Linked DNA regions of Homo sapiens: region 1 is linked to region 2. A link is a loop called in an ENCODE intact Hi-C map of the cell type or tissue named here. Cell type or tissue: Caco-2. All regions are shown on one strand. Each heading gives the region's core, and the rest is flanking DNA. Links, peaks and the distances in the headings are about the cores only.

Region 1 (11,041 bases), core at 4,756-7,255, 86 kb after region 2:
GTAGCTGGGACTACAGGTGCATGCCATCACACCTGGCTAATTTTTAAATATTTTTTGTAGAGTTGGGGTCTCACTATGTTGCCAGGGCTGGTCTCAAACTCCTGGGCTCAAGTGGTCCTCCTACCCTGGTCTCCCAAAGTGCTGGGATTACAGGTGTGAGCCACCACGCCTGGCCAAAGAATATGATTTTCAATTACTGTCTTCCTAAATTAACAAGTAGTATTTATTTAAATTTCTAATATCAAAAAAATTAAAACTCTTATTTCCAATCTGACAGACTGAATAATGGGAAGAAGACTCGCAAGGATAAAGGCTGAATGACTCCCAACTTTTTATCACGAAGAACTCCTTTCCTTTACTTCTGTCTGCTCTCCAAGGACTCCATTTGAAACAGTTCTACCAATCAAGCTTCACTTAGTAACTACTTGTTTTTCCAATAAATTAATTCCAAAAGTTTCTAATCAGAATAACCCATATTGTCACAATGCACTCAGAAAATTACAGCCCAAAGCAAAGAAAGTTGGCATTTAACAAGTTGGCATTTTTTTTTCTTTTCTTTTTTTTGCAGTTGCAAGATTTAATAGAGTGAAAACAGAGCTCCCATACAAAGGGAGGTGACCCAAAGAGGGTAGCCCACAGTTGGCATTTCTATGTAGTTTTAACATGAGTACATTTGGAGTATTCATTAGGATTTTGAATTTTTGAAAACAGCACATCATTCTCCTTTGCTAACTTGGTGGGATCTGGGATTGGAACTCACTAAAGTATCTTCAAGACCCCTTTATAATTCAATAAGCTATAGTCCAGTGGTTCTATGATACTAAGAAATGGTAAGTACTCTGATAACTAGTTAATTATATTTTTATAAATAAAATGTCATCAAGATTTGGAAATTCAGGCAAGAAGTATAATCACAAACCACACAGAGCACAGCTGAAGAGAGTTTTAAGTGTCCAGTGCTGGTATCAAAGCAATAGTTTCAGGAATCACAAAATAGCTTAGCAGCTACTGACAGAGTAAGCCAAAAAGATCCTCAAATTATGTGCTAAAGCCCCAAATAAGAATAAAAAGTATGGCCAGGAGCGGTGGCTCGCGCCTGTAATCCCAGCACTTTGGGAGGCCAAGGTGGGTAGATCAAGAGGTCAGGAGTTCGAGAGCAGCCTGGCCAACATAGTGAAATCCCGTCTCTACTAAAAATACAAAAATTAGCCAGGCGTGGTGGCGGGCACCTGCAGTCCCAGCTACTCAGGAGGCGGAGGTGGAGGCAGAGGCAGGAGAATCACTTGAACCCAGGAGGCTGAGGTTGCAGTGAGTCGAGACTGTGCCACTGCACTCCAGCCTGGGAGACAGAGCGAGACTCTGTCTCAACAACAACAACAAATAAAAAAATAAAAAGTATTCGTCAATTTATATAAGAAACTATTATTAACTGTTCTTTATAGTGAGAATAATAAACTACAGCACGGTTCCAATGTCATGGGTGAGAAATTATGATTGATTCATGCAGTGAATTATGAAATTATGGAAAAGACGGAGGAGGTTATAGATTTACAATGTTACTTGACCTGAAAAAAGTCCATAATATTTTCTTAAATAAAATGAGCAAGTTGCAGAATAACGTGTACAATATTTTAGTTGCATTATTTTAAAAAGGGACACACCCTTTTCTATACCTCCATATGCATAGTAAATATAGAAACACACATGAGAAATAATAGTGTTAGTTCTGTAGAATAGAAATGAGGCTGAGACTGACAGAAGACTTACTTTTACTTAATATTTTCTTGTACTGCTTGTGTTTTCTCATCGGCATGTATTGCTTTATGATTTAGAAAATGATTATGCTCTCCCTAGTATGTCTTAGTGCAAAGTATAAAATAAAATGTGCTATATTCACAAACTCCCTAACAGAATACTGTAAATTCCCATGGGTACATGGTATTTTATGTGTCAACTCTACTGTCTATGCTTAAAATCAAGTTATACAGTAAAATCTCTCTGAAATAGGTCATGGACAGAATATACTCAAATAATGGTTTCAATAAATTCATCAATGTGAATCAACATTTTCCAAATGTATACTGAACTGATTTAAGGGTTACACTTAAAATCATCAACTTTTCTGATTCAACTGCAAAATCATTATTTACCAGCACTTTCTCAGGTAATTTTTTTAAAGCAGAATAGTTGAAGTTTGCAATTGATATGCTGATTACAAATCATTCAGTAAATTTTACTGTCTGATGCTTGCTTAGTTTGTACACTACTGTATTTATTCTTTCTTGTTATTAAGCATCTTGGCATTATAATGAAATCTTTGTTAACTGCATCATAAATTAGTTAAAAATATCTCTAAGTACTTTCCTGTCAGGAGGCTACTGAAGAACTGCTTCTACTACCTTCAGGAGCAAGACTAAACAGTATTCTTTGGTTCAAGCAATTCTCCTGCCTCAGCCTCCCGAGTAGCTGGGATTACAGGCGCCTGCCACCACACCTGGCTAATTTTTGTATTTTTAGTAGAGATGGGGTTTCGCCATGTTGGCCAGGCTGGTCTCGAACTCCTGGCCTCAGGTGATCTGCCTGCCTTGGCCTCCCAAAATGCTGGGATTATAGGCATGAGCCACGGTGCCGGGCTGACTAAACAGTATTCTAAGCACAGAGGGTAGAAGAAAGAGCTAAAAAATCACCCACAAGGCCGGGCGCGGTGGCTCACACTTGTAATCCCAGCACTTTGGGAGGCAGAGGCGGGCGGATCACGAGGTCAGGAGATCGAGACCATCCTGGCTAACACAGTGAAACCCCGTCTCTACTAAAAATACAAAAAATTAGCCGGCATGGTGGCGGGCGCCTGTAGTCCCAGCTACTCGGGAGGCTGAGGCAGGAGAATGGCGTGGACCCGGGAGGCGGAGCTTGCAGTGAGCCGAGATTGCGCCACTGCACTCCAGCCTGGGTGACAGAACGAGATTCCGTCTCAAAAAAAAAGAAAAAAAAAAAATCATCCACAGACCTTAACAGTCATTCTTTCAGTTAGTCAACAAACTGATAGCTATTGCAGTAAACGCAGGTGGATAGGGCTAATATGAGAAGATAAGAACTGAGGCTTAAATATTATTTTGAAGATTACAAAGAAAAACAACAAGGAAATTTCAATTACTTAACAATAAGTAAACATATCCCAGGTTGATATGCAATTGATATGCATTGATCTAGCAAATAAGCAGTATTTCTATGGTAGTTTAGGGGAAACAAGCTCTTCGTTTACCAGAAATGAAAGAAATGGGGAGACAAAGGAGTCTTTAAAGTTCCTATTTGCACTGAGGGTCAGATGACAAAGAAGCTGACACAAGCATAACAGGCAGGTTTCTAACAGCACCATCTCCCTCCTTCCAACAGAGCCCCACTAGCCTACACAGAACCCATTCTTATGGGGTTCAGGTAGATGTTACCCAGGTCTGGTCAGTCAGAATGAATCCTTCCCATCACAAACTAGCTCATGGCTGTGCACAGGACTCAGCAACCCAGGGTTCTATGCATATGGGGGTTGGGTGGGGTGGAGGAGGAGGAAAACTAAGGGGTAGGAGGGAATGCGAGGCCACAGGATCTGGTCAGGTCTCAGCTGAGATCCACGGTTCCTAACCTTATTGGCGTGAGCAAACAATGTGATCTAATATACTGACAGGACAAATATCCAAAAGGAAGTGCATGAACACAGTCCTCCTGTTCGCCACTGAAAGCATCTTACACTTTCTAGAAAAGGCAAAACATATGTAAACTATGATCCCCACAGAATATAGGCATTTCCAAGCAAAATTACTCAGAAGAATAGCAATGGTTATACTTCAAATGTTGGATTTTGAAAGTCTTTAAAAATATTCTATGTTTGACCGGGCGCAGTGGCTCACACCTATAATTCCAGCACTTTGGGAGGCTGAGAGGGGCGGATCTCTTAAGGTCAGGAGTTCGAGACCAGCCTGGCCAACATGGTAAAACCCCGTGTCTACTAAAACTATAAAAATTAGCCAGGTGTGGTGGCGGGCACATGTAATCCCAGCTACTCAGGCGGCTAAAATGCAAGAATCACTTGACCCCAGGAGACGGAGGTTGCAGTGAGCCGAGATCACGCCACAGCACTCCAGTCTGGGGAACAGTGAGAGACTCCATCTCAGAAAAAAAAAAAAAATTCTATGTTTGAATATTGTATAATAAGTATATACTACTTTGGAAGGAAAAACAGGACAGTTTTAAATACTTTTTGATTCTGATACAAACTGGTACAGAATTTGTTAATGTTATGTCATGTTTACAAAATGAAAGGCTAAGCAAAATGTAAGCGTTTTATTTGAAGTTGATGCTATTTATCAAACAAAAGTTAAGTTTTGTTTTCCTGTGATTTTTTTCATAGCCCACAAGTATAAAACAATGTTTTCACTAGAAGACTGACCCAGGTCCTTTTCCCCAAAGCATAATATGCTACTGTTAACTATTCAGGCATACTTCGTTTTATTGCACTTCACTTTATTGTGCTTTGCAGATATGGTGTTTTTTAGAAATTGAAGGTTTGTGGCATCCTTGCGTTAAGCAAATCTATCAGTGCCATTCTTTCTTTTTTTTTTATTTTTGAGACAGAGTCTTGCTCTGTCGCCCAGGCGGGAGTGCAGTGGCACGATCTCAGCTCACTGCAAGCTCCGCCTCTGGGGTTCACGCCATTCTCCTGCCTCAGCCTCCCAAGTAGTTGGGACTACAGGAGCCCATCACCACACCTGGCTAATTTTTTGTATTTTTAGTAGAGATGGGGTTTCATCGTGTTAGCCAGGATGGTCTCGATCTCCTGACCTCGTGATCCAACCGCCTCAGCCTCCCAAGTGCTGGGATTACAGGCGTGAGCCACCATGCCTATATCAGTGCCATTTTTTCAACAGCATGTGTTCACTTTCTGTCTTTGTGTCAGCCTTTTTTTTTTTTGTAAGCAATAATGTATTTTTTAATTAAGGTACTTACAGAGTTGTTTTAGACATAATGTTATTGCACACTTAATAGACTATATGTAGTATAAACATAACTTTTATATGCACTGGGAAACCAAGAAAAACTTTATGTGACTCACTTTATTGTGTTATTTGCTTTATTGCAGTGGCATGGAACTGAACCTCAGTATCCCCAAGGTATGCCTGTATGTGAATAAAAATAACTACTCTATGTACCAGATCTATGTATCAAAAGAAGTACCAGATATTACAGTAATCTAAACACAGTTAAAAGATGATACTTTAAATGATGTTGTCATCTTTAACTAAGAGTCACTACTTCAAGCTACGACCACTAGTAACAAAAAAAAGGAAATCAATTAATTTGCTATATTTTACACAATCAAGTAATTTATATAGTCAAAGCAACAAAGATTTCATATGGAAAGGATAAACCCCAAAATCGAAAATATTCATGCCTTACCAGTGATGTTGATAATTCAATAACATGCTTTTTTTCAAGAATTCTAACTTTTGTTTGTCTTCAGCTTTCTCTGTATGGTATGTTTTTGTACAAACAAGCTTACAGGTCTCCTTCTTATTAAACGTAAACTGTATTAAAAGGAAGTGGAAAGCAAATTCAGAAAAAATATCCAGGTTTTTCATACCAATATCACAAATAGAGTAAAAGTGCTGGTCCCATTAAATTACTTAAGTGCATTAATATTGGTAATAAATAAATTTTTAAATTCCTCATAGCTCAATCAGATTTAAATTTTAATCCTACTGTGTTTCTCTAAAGACTCGTCATCAAGTTTTCCTTTGATACGTTCTTTTTGGTAATTTCAATCGACTTACCTTTTAAATGTAAATAAGTTCTAGAAGAGAAAAAAAAATCCCATGTAGAACAAAAATGGAACTTTAGTCTCTCCTAGTAATATCCCATGGTCATGTCTTAGGAATTCTGGAGTTAATGGCTTTCTAGTAACAAGCAGACAAATTTTTATGTTCAAATAATCAACAGATGTTAAGTGCCCTCCTTAAGTGTCAGGTGATAGAGATTCAGCAGTGAACAAGAGAGCATGTGACATTCAGATGTCTAAAATCAGGCTAAACATGACTCCAGAAGGCTGAAATTTACCAGCTATACAACCAGCCATAATTCCATCTTTTAATAAATTCAAACTTTATTACATAAGGTGATTAAAAAAATGGCATGGTTCACTTCTAAGCAGCCCACTCTTTTGTATGTATGTATTTATTAACATCCCTAAAGCAGGTGCAGTGAAGCAGCTAAGTGAATGTTTAAGCATAGTCCACTGCTGCCACCTGTCAGCCAATGTTTTCATTCTGTCTGCATTGCTATTTCCAATACAGCCATATCTGTACCACTAGTTGATATTTTAAACCTTATATGAACCTTAAAGATTCATTCTTAAAAAGTGGAAAATGGAAAAACAAAAAAGTATACACACTAAGAAATCAGAAGCACAGACACCAAACTTAAAATAAGTTAAGCAGAGAGACAATATTACACCAAAATGGCAAATCTGACACCTCAATCCAGTGCTCACTTCATTAGGTGAGTCAACCTGTGTGTTCAATTGTGAAGGAAATAGCAAGACTAAGGTGACATTAATGTAGTAATAGGTAACATCTGTTTAGTGCTTCCTATGTTCCATGTACTTTGTATATATCAAGCCTCATGTAATCCTCCAAACAACCCTTATTCATCTTTTACAGATGAGAAAACTGGAGCACCAAGTCACACAACTGAGCATCGGCATAGCCAGGATCTGAGCCAAGTGAGTTGAGCTCCGGAGAACATGCTCTTCAGCACAACACCCTGCAGCCTCTCCCTGTCATGTGTTTAGTTGGGAATTTTATAATATTTTAAATCATGTTTGGTTATGGATGGAATTGTATTTTATTTATGTTTTGCTAAGGATTTTTAAATATTCTTAGCTCCCAAGGGAAACAAATCCTCCTTATAACACGCAAGCACAGCACTGTTCTGTTTCTATTCGGGAAAACGTGGGATTATAATTTTTCCTAAATTATTTCAGTGAGGATTTAACCTTCTCCTTGGAATAATTCTGAAAATCAAAATATCAATCTAGAGTCAGACCTGGGTACGAGTCAACTCCATCTTGTTAGGAGACCAGGGAAAGCTGCGTAACCCTGCCTCAGCTTCAGTTAACTTATGTGTAAAATGGGCGCAGTAACTGCCTTGCAGGGTTGTTGGATTAAATACAGAAACGTGTGTGCAAAACACCTAGCATGCTGACTGATGAAAATAGGTATTCACTAAATAACAGTTATTGTTATGTATCTCACCACCAGCTTTTAGCAAATAGCAGAAAAATTATATCAAAGTCCATATCTGAGGGAAATCATATAAGGCTGCACACTTCTGGCAAGACTTCTCCTCCATGCAGCCTGAGACCATCAGGATTGATGTGGTTTGGCTCAGTGTCCCCACCCAAATCTTATCTCCAATTGTGATCTGAATTGTAATCCCCACGTGTTGGGGGAGGGACCTCGTGGGAGGTGATTAGATCATGGGGGGCGGTACCCCACGCTGTTCTTGTGATAGTGAGTGAGCTCTCACAAGATCTGATGGTTTTATAAGGGGCTTTCTCCGATTCACTCTGCACTTCTCTTTTCTGCCGCCACATGAAGAAGGACATGGTTGCCTCCCCTTCTGCCATGATTGTTTTCCTGAGGCCTCCCCAGCCATATGGAACTGTGAGTCAATTAAACCACTTTTCTTTATAAGTTACCCAGCCTCTGGTATTTCTTCACAGCAGCGTCAGAACGGACTACTACCCACTAGGACTAATGGGCAGGACTAATCCCATTATGCCCTCTACCCTCTGAATATTAGTCACCACCAGAAGTCCAGGATTTCCATGTCATCCTTCCATTCCCACATATGAATCCCAAAATGTATCCCCCCTCAACTGCTTAATCCCTTCCACTATGCCCTGAAACTCATGTGTCACCAGCAGAACACCCTCTAGTTCCTCAACCTCTTCTCAGAATGTTTTCTGGAGCCTGTTCTGATGAAAACCTGGCTGTCCCTGACGGATGCTGCCTCACTGGAGTCTTGCTGGTGGTGCCTGTTTTCTCTCATAGGCCCCAGCGCTGGGCCAGACCATTCTCCCTCCTCCAGAAACCTCTAGCTTTGACTCCCATGTGATCAGACCACACCGCCCCTACTCCTTCCTGTTCTTGTCATCTACCAACCCCAGGTCACTGGCCCTCAGCTCCTGGCTCACTGTCACTGCAACACTCCTCCTCGCTCCTGATTCTTGGTGATTACATCTATATCAACGATCCTTCCAAAACAATGACCTTTTGATCCTCTGCCCTCTCCTCCAGCGACTCTGGTCTTCATCCAATTTCAAAGCACTCCCTCCTCTGGTCGCATTCCACCCTGCCTTTATCAATGACAGCAGTCCCAGCCATTATCTCCATTTCAAGCTTCCCAGTGTCAAACCACCTCCTCCCGTTGTTCCAACTCACTGGCTCAAATGTTCATCACCTCCAACAAGCCCTGGACTCCACTTAAATCGACAGATCCTACAGTCTTTTCACTGTCTCTTACTCCTTTTGTGGCCTCACATGCCCCCTGTGCAAGCTCAAACTCCAAGCTCAACAGTATCTCCATCTTTCATAACATCCAAAGATGTCCTCACATCCTGTGTTCTTCTCTCACTTTTTTGGTATTCACTTGTTAAAACCACAAACCTGGTTAAATCCAACTCAGCAGCACAGCTGGAAATAGCTGGAGATACACAATTAAGCACGCTGGCTGCTGTTACTTCAAACCACCAGCTGGCCAGAGGGTCCCTGATGCAGCCTAGCAGCCGCTCCACACTCCTGCTCTATTAGCTCTCCTGGATCCTACTTGGCTGCTGCCTCCCTCCTCACTCACAGGTGGGGTGGCCATGCTGCCTACTTCACTGAGGAATCAGGAGCAATTGCCACATTTACCTCCCAGCATCATGCCCCATGTCTCTGCCTTCCCTCCAGTTACCACGGATGAACGAGCTCACTGAGGCCAACCTCTCCAACAGTACACTAGGTCCCATCCCTTCTTGCCAGAGCAAGGACACCCACGGCAATCCTTCCCTCTCCTAAATCATCACTTTTCCCGTATCTACTGATCACACTCATCCACATACACACCTTGCTTAAAGATCTATCACAAGTCCTCCTGGCCGGGCGCGGTGGCTCACGCCTGTAATCCCAGCACTTTGGGAGGCCGAGGCAGGCAGATCACGAGGTCCGGAGATCGAGATCATCCTGGCTAACACAGTGAAACCCCATCTCTACTAAAAATACAAAAAATAAGCTGGGCGTAGTGGCGGGCGCCTATAGTCCCAGCTACTTGGGAGGCTGAGGCAGGAGAATGGTGTGAACTCGGCAGGTGGAGCTTGCAGTAAGCCGAGATCACGCCACTGCACTCCAGCCTGGGCTACAGAGCAAGACTCTGTCTCAAAAAAAAAAAAAAAAAAAATCTATCATAAGTCCTCTTTGGGGCGGGTGCCTTGGCTTATTCCCAGCACTTTGGGAGGCCAAGGTGGGCAGATCACCTAAGGTCGGGAGTTTGAGACCAGCCTGGCCAACATGGCAAAGCCCTGTCCCTACTAAAAATACAAAAATTAACTAGGTGTGGTGGCAGGCACCTGTAATCCCAGCTGCTCGGGAGGCTAAGGCAAGAGAAGCACTGGAGCCTCGGAGGTGGAGGTTGCAGTGAGCTGAGATCACAACACTGCACTCAAGCCTGGACAACAGAGTAAGACTGTCTCTAAACAAACAAACAAACAAACAAACAGTCCTCTTTGAACCACGCCATCCTCCAGTTTCCACTCTTTTTCTCACTGCCAGTAAAATAAAAGTCCTCAAGACAGTTGTAGATGTGTCCACCTGCAAATGCTCTTTCCATTCTCTCTCCACCTGGCTATTCTATCACGGCTGCTTTCACATCAATGACCTCAACATTGAAGGCTAAACCCAAGGTCAATCCTCTGTCCTTATCTCACCTGACCCATCAGTGACAAATCAACCAATCCCTCCTCCTAGAAACACTTTCTTGCCTCGGCCTCTGGGGACCACATTCTCCGTTACCCTTCTTTCTCATCAGTGGCTCCTTCTCAGTGTCCTTTGCTAGACTCTCCCCATCCTCCCGACCTATAAAACCAGGTGCCCCAAGGGTCTGAGCCTCACGCCTGTAATTCCAGCACTTTGGGAGGCTGAGAGGGGGCGGATCTCTTAAGGTCAGGAGTTCGAGACCAGCCTGACCAACATGGTAAAACCCTGTTTCTACTAAAAATACAATACCAGGAGCCCTTGGGGCACCTGATTTTATAGGTCAGGAGGATGGGGAGAGTCCTGTGCCTCTTCGAATCTTGTCTTCTTCATCTATACCCACTCCCTTGGGGATCTCTTCAATTCTGTGGCTGTAAATACCATCTATACACTGATGATTCTCAAATATATACTGTGTATATCCAGGATGAAGCCCTTCTCCAAACTCCAAAAGCATATATTTGGCTGTTTATTCAGCATCTCTGCTTGGACACCTAATAAACACCTCTCACTTACCACATCCAAAACTAACTCTTCCCCATCCCCCAACCTGGCTCTTCCCACAGACTGCCCCATCTTAGAAAATAGAAACTCCACACTCCACATCCCATCCCTTGGCAAATTCTGTCGGCCACCTTCAAAACACAGCCAGATTCACAGATTCTGACCTCTTCACCACCCCCTCACCCTTCCCAAGTCAGATCATATTTAGATGAGGGAGAAGGCCTCCTACTGGTCTCCTGGCTTCTCCCCTCGCACCCCCACGGTCCATTCTCAGTACAGCAGCCAGGGTGACCCTGGTAAAATCGAAGCCTACTCAAAACCCTCCAGTGTTAACTAACCATCTTGCTCAGATGTAAAGGCCAATCCTCACAGTGGCCTCTGAGTCATTCTATAATGTGGTCCTGTTACTTCTCTGTGCCCACTGCCTACTATGCTCTATCTTGCTCACCTGCTCAAGTTACACACCTTGGGGCCTC
Region 2 (11,041 bases), core at 3,542-6,041:
ACTTACTTCCCACAGTTCTGGAGGCTGGGGAATCTAAGATCAAGGTGCCAGCCTTGGTGTCTACAGAGGGCTGCTCTCTGCTTCCAATATGGCGCCTTATTGCTGTGTCCTCACATGGCGCAGGGTGGAAGGGCAAGACTGGAAAACTCTCTCTGAAGCCTCTTTCCAATGATACTAACCCATTCATGAGGCACAGCCCTCATGACTTAACCACTTCCTACAAGGCCCCACTTCTTAATACCACCACAATGGGAATTAAGTTTCAACATGAATTTTGGAGGGGATACCACATTCAAACCATAGTACTACCCAGGAGTGATCTGTGACTGGCTAGTATAATTCAAAGAAATCCACTTTAGGCTTAAACTTAAACATCACATTTCTGTGCTCCACATAGAACATGCACTAACAATAGCCAAAAGGTGGCAGTGATACTCAAATGTCCATCAACAGATGGATGGATAAATAAAATATGGAATAGGCACACAATAGATTATTCAGCCTTAAAAATGAATGAAAATCAGATACCTGCTGTAACATGGATGCACCTTGGAAGATATTATGCTGAGTGAAATAAGCCAAACACAAAAGGACAAATATGTGAGTCTATGTATGTGAAGTACCTAGAGTAGTCAAATTCACAGTGAAAATAATGAGAATGGTGGTTACCAGGGGCTGGGTGGGGGGAAGGGAACAGGGAGTTAGTGTTTAATGGGCACAGGGTTTCAGTGTGGGAAGATAAAAAAGTTCTGAAGATGGATGGTGGTGACAGTTGTACAACAATGTGAATGTACTTAATGCCACTAAACTGTACACTTAAAGATGGTTAAAATGGGCCGGCCATGGTGGCTCACGCCTGTAATCCCAGCACTTTGGGAGGCCGAGGCGGGTAGATCACCTGAGGTCAGGAGTTCGAGACCAGCCTGGCCAACATGGTGAAACCCCGTCTCTACTAAAAATACAAAAAATTAGCCAGGCGTGGTGGCGGGCACCTGTAATCCCAGCTACTCGGAGGCAGAGGCAGGAGAGTTGCTTGAACCCAGGAGGCAGAGGTTGCAGTGAGTGAGATCGCACCACTGCACTCCAGCCTGGGGGCAGAGCTAGACTCCACCTCAAAAAAAAAAAAGTTAAAATGATAATTTTGTTATGTATAATTTACCAAAATAAAGAAAAAAAATCCACTAAATCTTTAGAAACACTCAAAATATTTCATTCCTAAATCTGTTCTTTTTTCCTTCTGCAAATTTATATCAGGCACTGCCAAGGATTGTTTTAGGTTCTGGATATATAGTAGCAATGGAATAAACCAAGTCCCTGCTCTCATGAATATCTGGGGGCTGGGGTAGGATACAGGCGGACAATAAACAAATAAGCATGTGATATGTCTGGTGGAAATGGGGCAATAGGAAAAAATGAAAACAGCAGTAAGGGGACAGGGTAGTGCAGAGGCTGCTTAGCGGGGTGGAGGCTATGTTGTACAGGGTGGTCAAGGAAGACCTCTCTGATTTGTGACATTTGAGCTGAGGCACAAAGGGACAGAGGGCTTCAGGCTGACGACACAGCCCAGAAGAGGAGGCCGGTGAGGCTGCAACAGGCTAGGGAGAGAGGAGGTCATAAGGAGGGCTGGAGCACAGAGCTACTTCTTCAGTTTCTCATAAACTTTTAAAGGGACCGTTTATAGGTCAGTATAGAAATATTTCCTCTACCATCCATGTGTCTTTCATTTGCCTTAAAATGAACAGAAAAAACTCTTACATCTTCTGAAAGGCGTTCGTGAGGGCAGCCTGCAGACTGCAGAGACTGCGTGCATCTCCCATTGCTAGAGCGGAGCGCCCTCCAGTGCCTCACTACGAAAACAGCACTTGGCATGGGGTTTTCTGTTTGCTGTTTTCATTTCCTAAACTTTTGTTTTTGGCCACAGAATAATGTGGGCATATCAACCTTCTCACAAAGAATACTGTGAGACTAAGTAAGAAGACAAGTCAAGTGTATGCTTTCAAACAAGCCTGCACTACTTCCAAAGTGGTACAAAGTATATGTGTGCAATGATGTTTTTAATGACCATATAAACTTTAAAAAGGTCCATAGAGAGGCCCTTATTAGGAAAAAAAAAAGTGCCAATTTTTAGCGTGAACTGTGAGTTAAACAGTAAACACAGTCTTCCGCTAAACTAAGACCCTCATTTTACTGGGGCTAGCAACGGGACAATGAAGTAGCAAGTACTGCCTTTTACACTTTTCAATATTTGGGGTTCTGAATATTAATACTGAAAAGTGTCCTGCAAATACAGACACCAGGGTCATTCTTCCTTCTCATTTAGACACAGTGAGGAGAAACAGTTAAGACAGACTTGCTCACTCAAGTATTCTATTAAAATAGAAACCTTACTTTCTAAGGAAACTTTCATTCCTTTATTATATTATTATTATTACTATTATTATTATTATTGAGACGGAGTCGCGCTCTGTCACCCAGGCTGGAGTGCAGTGGCATGATCTTGGCTCACTGCAACCTCCACCTCCTGGGTTCAAGCAATTCTCCTGCCTCAGTCTCCTGAGTAGCTGGGACTACAGGCATGCGCAACCACACCAGGCTAATTTTTGTATTTTTAGTAGAGACGGGGTTTCACCATGCTGGCCAGGCTGGTCTTGAACTTCTGACCTCAAGTGATCGGTCCACTTCAGCCTCTCAAAGTGCTGGAATTACAGGTGTGAGCCACCAATGCCCAGCCCATTCCTTTATTATTAAATAGAGCACCTCTGCCAATCTCAAAGACCTAACTAAGAGAAGGATGTTAACATGTGGTGTAGTTCAGAAGAGGTTCATGGCCACTTACAGAAACACCCATGGGCGGGCCCAGTGTGACAGCCAAGGCTGTCGCGGTAGCCAACAGGCCTTTTTAGGTCTGGAAACAGACTAAATGAACCTGGAACAGACTAAATGAAAACCTGGAAACAGACTAAATGAACAACTGTGGTTATACACATACAAATATATATGTGCTAGAGTCATGTGGAACAACAGTGAACATCATCACTGCTCCTAGATTAACATCGTTAAATGTAAACAAAACATAAAATCAGCTGGGTGTGGTAGCACATGCCTGCAGTCCCAGCTACTAGAGACTGAGGAAGAAGCGCTACTGGTGCCCAGGATGTCAAGGCTGCAGTAAGCTATGATAACACCTGCGAATAGCCACTGCAGTCCAGTCTGGGCAACATAGCTTCACCAGTCTTAAAAAAAAAAAAAAAAAAAAAAAAGCCAGGCGTGGTGGCTCACACCTATAATCCCAGCACTTCAGGAGACCAAGGCAGGCAGATCACGAGGCCAGGAGTTCAAGACCAGCCTGACCAACATGGTGAAACCCCATCTCTACTAAAAATAAAAAATAAAAATAAAAAAATTAGCTGTGCGTGGTGGTGTGCACCTGTAATTCCAGCTACTCAGGAGGCTGAGGCAGGAGGATCGCTTGAACCCAGGAGGCAGAGGTTGCAGTGAGCTGAGATTGTGCCACTGCACTCCAGCCTGAGCGACAGAGTGAGACTCCGTTTCAAAATAAACAACAACAAAAAATCAAAGCAGCTAAATTAACAGCTATTCTAAACCTGGTTTATGGTAGGGAGGATGGGGTGAGAAAGGAAGGAAGGAAAGAAGGAGGGAATGAATCTCAAGTCTGCATCATTCAAGTGAGTTATTTAATTGATACGCTATAACACATTCAAGTAGCAACATGAAATAAACTAAACCTGTTTGAATTACAGTGGATTTAAATTCATACCCAAGTGACCGATATGAAACCACAAATATTATTTCCTTGATTTCTTATTTATTGCCTAATAAAATTCTAAACTTCACAGGATCGTAAGCAATGTGTGGAATTAATGAGGAATTGTGTAACGGCAGAACACAGCTCCAGCTGCACTCAGGGTAGAAAAAAATGTTGTTTTTATAATTAACAACTTTTTATATGTTAAAAAATTTAATTAAACGTACTAATAGCTCCTCCCCAAGGAGCCCAGCTTGCTTTTCCGAGCCTTCTTAGAAACCTGCATTCCTAAATTTCAGCTACCAGCACTATGGGCTTCCTCACAGGGAGTCCCGCATAAAATGGCAACTTCTAGTGGCCACCACCACATTTAGTTAGGAAACTGTGTGACCAAAGGCTGTTTTCAGAAAGTATATCAGTCAGACCGTGGCTGTTCCGAAGCTATCACTGGAGACTGCTGAGGCTGAGCAGTGTCAGCTGCCCTGAGAGCACTCCCCATGGATATGGGTCATGTCTTGGCACAGGCTCACCCACAGCCATGTCTATGTCCTCACCTTTGAGGCTTCAGGTGTGCCTCCTGAGAACACACTACCTGCAGATATCCTGTTATTAGCAACTGACTACCATGAAATATTTCTAGACGAATGAAGTACTCGTGCCACTCAAACATTCTGCAGAATATGGGCACTAAGGAGAGTTATTTGCAAGGACAGAGTCTTCTCAGTGGCCACAGTTACTCAGTTGAGTCGGGTCAAGCATGTGGCATGAAACTGTCCTCAACTTCCCTCTGGATCCATGGGACAGAGAGAGGGAGGGAGGGATCTCTGCAGTAAAGAGTTGATCTTCAGGTCCCGGCCTCCCCCCCTGACTCCTTGGCCTCTCCCACAGAAAGTATGTGGGTAACTCAATGTCCTCTAGATGGCTCTGGTCCACGGTAAAACTCTACCACAGGATAACGGTATGTAGGAGCACGAGCCCCACACAGCTGCAACAGAGCCAGAGGCCAAGGTGAGGCCGTTCAGCAGGCACGGCACAGCTGAGTTGTTGGCAGAGACCTCCCTCGCAGCTACACCTGCCCGGGCAGGTGTAGCTCCCAATTCGGGCCCAGCCACCACAGCCAGTTCTTGCTCACCAGTTTGGCTGCTGCCCACTGGTTTTTGCTCAGGGAAATCTGATTTCCCACAAATTCCACTGTCCAGCCCAGGCATGTCCCCTACCCCTAGGCTACTCCTGGTCTGCATGATGTGCATACAACTGCCTTCCTGGTATTGCCGCTTCCGCAGGGTCTCCTTCTTTCTTTTCTCTTCAGCCCCACTCTAAGCAGTGGCCCTTCTTACTCCATTAAAGCATTCTGAATACTCTCTCTCGGTTCTAGAATGGAGGCCATTCCAGAAGACTCTTGCTCCAGTTCTTGAACCTGTGGTCTACCATCTTGGACCACTGGTCTTTTTATTCTTTCTCCCAGCTTCTGTCAATTCCTTTCCTTCTGGGCTCTGTATCCTGCCCTGCACTCATCCCCTCCAACTCCATCCTCCTCCCTGTTCCTAATAAGTACCCGTCTTCATCCACAGCCCTTTACTTCTCCACCTCTATGGTGAATGGCCATCCTGGTTTGCTGGGACCTAAGGGGTTTCTGGGAACATAAGGCATTCCATGCTAAACCCAGGACAGTCCCAGGCGACTGAGAGGATTGGGCCCTCTGCCTCCCAGGGCCATTTAAAATGACTTTCTGCCTCACAATCCAAAATATCATTTTTGTTTACACATCCCCTTTCTCACCATGCATTTGGGCAACTGAAGTCAACTTCTAATGATACCAATAAACATTTTAAAATATCTAACACTTCACATTGGCCTTTTAATACCAGTTCAAGTAGCAAAGAACACACATTCATCCTTACTCTGAGTGAGTTCTTTTTAATGTGATCATTTTTCCATCTCAGTCATGTTTACCCTGCCTCCTTTTCAGTGAGGTTTCTCCCCTTTCTCGCTCACTGCTTCCATTGTTCTCTGCCTTTCTCTCCCCATCGCTCCCTCTTCTCCCACCTCTGTCCTCCCTTTGGGTCCCTTCCCTCCCTTTTTCCCTTAGTGGCCTCACAGCAGTACAGAGGGACAGTAGTGGTTGTCACGGTAACCTCAGGAGGCTTCAAAGATGAAGCCAACCCTACAAAAGGCCTATTGGGACCCTGACAGGTAACCCCATCCAGGCCCCTCAGCCACCTTCCATGGCCCTGCTGCTTCCTCACACACTGTCCCCTTCCTGTTGACCCAGAATCTCAGGTACTTAGCTTGTAGTTGTCGCCTCTCTAAACTGTCTTCATCTGGTTTTTTCTTTACCAGATTCCTCTCCACCACGGCACTGCAAAATGTGAAGTACCTTCCTGGCACATTCCTTGGCTGCTACCACTGAACACATACAGCCAGGGAGCCCTTTTTCTTTTGGAGTCTTACTATGAATACTTTAGAAAACAGAAACAGAGTATCAACATAAGAAATGAAAAGAGATTACAGGTATCAGAAATCTTGCAAAATTTGCTAGAGGGAATTAAAACAATCCTTAGAGGGAATTTTGTTATTATTATTATTATTATTATTATTATTATTATTATTATCATCACTATTTTTAATAGAGCTTTGCTCTGTCACCCAGGCTGGAGTGCAGTGGTATCATCACAGCTCACTGAAACCCCAAATCCCCAGGCTCAAGGAATCCTCCCACCTCAGCATCCCAAGTGGCTAGGATCACAGGCATGAGCCACCACATCCAGCTAACTTTTAAAATTTTTTTTGTAGTGACAGCATCTCACTATGTTACCCAATCTGGACTTGAACTCCTGGCCACAAGTGATCCTCCCACCTCAGCCTTTCAAAGTGCTGGGATTATAGACATGAGCCACCAAGCATGGCTGTAAAGTAATTACTGAGTGCTTATATTTAGAAAGTAGACCCCGGATGGGTGTGGCGGCTCACATCCATAATCCCAGCACTTTCGGAGGCCAAGGTGGGTAGACTGCTTGAATCCAGGAGTTTGAGACAAGCCTGGGCAACATGGCGAAACCCCGTCTCTCCAAAAAATACAAAAATTAGCCAGACATGGTGGCTAATGCCTGTAGTCTCAGCTACTTGGGAGGCTGAGGCAGGAGGACTGTTTGAGCTTAGAATGTGGAGGTTGCAGTGAGCCAAGATTGCATCAGTGCACTCCAGCCTGGGTGACAGAGCAAGACCTTGTCTCAAAAAAAAAAAAAAAAAAAGTAGAAAGGTCTAAAATTAATTATCTAAATTTCCACCTTAAAAAGGTAAAGGGTAAATTAAACCCAAAGTAAGGTGAAGGTAGGAAATAATAAAGATGAGACAGAAATCAATGAAATAGAAAACAAAAAAAAGAGAAAAATCGATAAAACAAAAAGATGGTTCTTTAAAAAGAGCAAAATAACTCAAGCCAGGTGATAAAATAAAAAACAGAGAAAAAAGAATTACAAATATCAAGGATGAAGAAGGACACATCACTATGGATGACACAAACAGTAAGGAGATGACAGACTAGAGGCAGGGGTAAGGATTAACTGCAAATGGGCTCAAGAGAATTTGCGGGATGATAGAAATTTGGAGGGGGGCCTAACATTGGACTGTAGTGATGGGCCTATAAACTTACTAGAAATTATTTAATCACACACTTACAAAGGGTGAATTGTGTGGTATATACCTTTGTAGAGCTGTAAGAAAAAGGATAAGGAGTCAGCATGAACAACTCCAGGCACGTGAATGTGACAACTTAGATGAAATGGACATAGTCCTTCAAAGATACAAACTACCAAAGCTTACTCAAGAAGAACTAGATAATCTGAATGGCAATATGTCTATTAAAGAAACTAAATTTGTAGTTTAACACTTTTTCCACAAAGAAAACTGCAGGTGCAAACATTTACAGGCAAAATCTTACCAAATTTACACAAATTGTTTCATGAAATAGAAGCGGGAACTCTCCAACACATCCTATGTGACCATCACCATCCTAATACCAAACCCAGACCAAGGCAATATCAGAAAACTATAGGCGATTATTCCTTATGAACACAGATACAAATAATTTTAACAAAATTTTAGCACATGCAATCCAAACAATACATCACAATCAGTGGGGTTTATTCCAGGAATGCAATGGTCAGCTTAACTTTTAAAAAGTCAATCACTGTAATTTACCGTATTAACACACTGAAGAAGAAAAGCCTTATGATCAACACAACAGATGCAAAAAAAAATTTATAAATTCAAATCCACTCGATCAAAACTCTATGCAGGCTGACTTCAGCAAAAACTACAGAAAAAGGACCTTTGAAAATCCTATCCTCCATAAAATCAACAAGAATATTGGCAAAAATTGTCAGAATAAACTTTTTCAGAATTCTAGAAATTAAAGACTTGCAGCAATATAGGGATCATTTATTCAAGAAAAATGTATGAATCTCAGTAAGAACAGCAATTGTCGTGGGGGTTTAGTTTACCCTATCCCTCTTCCCCAGCTCTGTGGTAGACTTGAAAATCAATAGCCCCCATCACAGTGAAAACCAGCAGCATGGCAGCCACTAGAGGGGGAAAGCCCCATTTCTGGAAAATGTCACTATTTGACCTGTCTTGTGGTTCCTTGGAAGACCCTACTTGTAAAACTGTCTTTAATTGACCTGACTCAGAGCTTGCACAGTGGGAACAGTATTTTCCCGGAGGGCATTTGTCCAAACAATCAGAAGTACTTATTTACCATCACAGCTACTTGAGATGGAAGATAACAGGGTAAACAACAGGCTAACCAAAACACTTAAAAGGCAAAAATGGAGAACAAGATACCCATAGAGAGCTCTGAAAAGTTGTGACATGTTCCTGAGACTCTAGGAGGCCACGCACATGTGCAGGGCTGTATACCGGCTAAGGAAAGACCTTAAGTGCTCATGTCTAGCTAACCTTCAGTCTCTGTGGAAGCAGGACAAACTGTGGCTGAATGTTGAAGACATGTCCTGACACACACAGAGTCCCTCAGCAAAGACTAGGAGACTTACTGGTTCCAGGAATTTAAGGAAACCTTTGTCTAATTGTTAGACTACTAAGCTAACCAAGCAGAGACCTCGCTGGTTGCACATGACAAAGAATACAATGCAGAATTAGTTTATTAAAGTCACTAAGCAAACAACAACAACAATAAACCCTGGCAAAAGGGAGAAATCTGATTTCCAGAGTTGCCCCATTATATTACTTAAAATGTCCAGTTTTCAAAAAAATATACAAGACATGCAACGAAAAGAAAGTATGACCTATACACACAGGAAAAAAGTAGTCAGTACAAACTGTCCCTGAGGAAGTCCAGATGTTGGACTTACTAATTAAATCATCTATTTAAAGTATGTTCAAAAAACGAAAGGAAACTATGCATAAAGAACTGAAGGAGTCCAGGTGCAGTCGTTCATGCCTAGAATTCCACTGCTTTGGAGGCCAAGGCAAGAAAATCATTTGAACCCAGCAGTTCAAGACCACCCTTGGCAACACTGCAAGACTCTGTCTCTTCAAAAAATTTAAAAATTAGCTGGGCATAGTGGTGTGTGCCTGTAGTCCCAGCTACTGGGGAGGCTGAGGCAGGAGGATCACTTGAGCCCAGGAGCTGCAGGCTGCAGTGAGCTACGATCTCACCACTGCACTCCAGCCTGGAGACTCCGTCTCTAAGAGAAAGAAAGAAAAAAAGAACTAAAGGAAAGTATGAGAACGATGTTTCAGTACATAGAGAATATCAATGAAGAGATAGAAAGTATAGAAAAGGGCCGGGCATGATGGCTCATGCCTGTAATCCCAATACTATGAGCGACAGAGGCAGGCAGATTGCTTGAGCCAAGTTCGAGACCAGCCTGAGCAACATGGCGAAACCTGATTTCTACAAAAGAATAGAAACAATTAGCCAGGTGCAGTGGTGCACACCTGTAGTCCCAGCTATTTGGGAGGCTGAGGTGGGAGGACAGCTTGAGCCCAGGAGGCAGAGGTTGTAGTGAGCCCAGATTGCACCACTGCACTCCAGCCTGGGTGACAGAGTGAGACTCATTCTCCAAAAAGAAAGAAGTTCTGGATTAAAATGAAAATGATTTGAGTTGGAAGACGGAGCAATCAGCAAACCTAAAAACAGGTCGGCTGGGCACGGTGGCTCACACCTGTAATCCCAGCACTTTGGGAGGCCAAGGCAGGTGGATCACGAGGTCAGAAGATCGAGACCATCCTGGCCAACATGGTGAAACCCCGTCTCTACTAAAAATACAAAAATTAGCTGGACGTGGTGGCGCGTGCCTGTAATCCCAACTACTCGGGAAGCTGGAGCAGGAGAATCGCTTGAACCCGGGAGTCAGAGGTTGCAGTGGGCAGAAATTGCGCCACTGAACTCCAGCCTGGTGACAGAGCAAGACTCTGTCTCAAAAAAAAAAAAAAAAAAAAAAAAAACAAAGACAGGTCAATTGACATTGTCCAGCCTGAGGAACAGAAAGAAAATGGAACAGTCTCAAAGACCTGTGGGGTTCCATCAACTACACCAACATATACGCAATGGGAGCCTCCGAAAGAGAAGAGAGAGATAAGAGAGTAGACTTTTTTGAGAGAACAATAGCCAAAAACTTCCCAAATTTGATGTATACACATCCAAGAAACTCAATAAACTTCCAAGAGGATAAACTCAAACAGATCTACACACATCATAATAAAACCACCGAAAGACCAAGACAAAGAGAAAATCAAGCAAAAAAAAAAAAAAAAAAAAAAAAAAAAAGACTCATCACTTACATAGAACCCTAATAACATTAACGTCTGAATTCTCATTAGAATAATGGAGGCAAAAAGACAGTGCGATAATACGCTTTAAAATGCTCAAAGGAAAAAAAATGCCAATCAAGAATCCTATATTCAGCGGGTAGACATGTCGAGAACAGACCAGTGTGCTAAGGCGGGTGAGGAGCACTGAGTTAACCCCCAGCGTACTGGCGTGGGGACTGTGTGCGCTCACTGGACCCGCTACTGAACAGGTCACAGACGCTGGCCCCCTCAAAAGGCGCCAGAAAAGGACCCTTCTGGACCAGCCTGGATACACTGCCTGAGCTGCTCCTCTAGGGCGAGGGGTGACTCCCCTGTGCCAGGGGCAGCGGAGGAAATGGGAAAGTGGGATGCATAAGACTAGGTGGGTCCTCCCATAGGACATGGGTGACTGAAGAGTCACAGTGCAAGAAGACGTAAGAAGTTCAGACCCAGGCCGGGCAC

The links. Peaks named below come from ENCODE experiments on the same cell type or tissue, not always from the same donor. Only the 100,000 strongest peaks of a DNase experiment are listed, where the experiment ranks them.
Region 1: it touches region 2 in a loop (17-fold over the local background); 11 of 110 quality-filtered maps call a loop at or near these places.

What each region holds. Positions count from the first base shown.
Region 1 is chr13:99,524,002-99,535,042 of GRCh38, reverse strand. It overlaps TM9SF2 (transmembrane 9 superfamily member 2), which reads right to left. Exons shown (of 17, transcript NM_004800.3): 4 at 5,449-5,576. Among named protein-coding and RNA genes, the nearest start is that of TM9SF2, 28 kb to the right of the region's middle. RefSeq lists a silencer at 6,344-6,393. In Caco-2, for the core only: a CTCF peak has its summit at 6,304; no DNase peak of the experiment used is centred there.
Region 2 is chr13:99,608,363-99,619,403 of GRCh38, reverse strand. The region is part of intron 1 of CLYBL (citramalyl-CoA lyase); the gene reads right to left. Among named protein-coding and RNA genes, the nearest start is that of CLYBL, 7.2 kb to the right of the region's middle. RefSeq lists enhancers at 4,658-4,737, 4,312-4,811. In Caco-2, for the core only: no CTCF peak of the experiment used is centred there; a DNase peak (open chromatin) is centred at 4,724.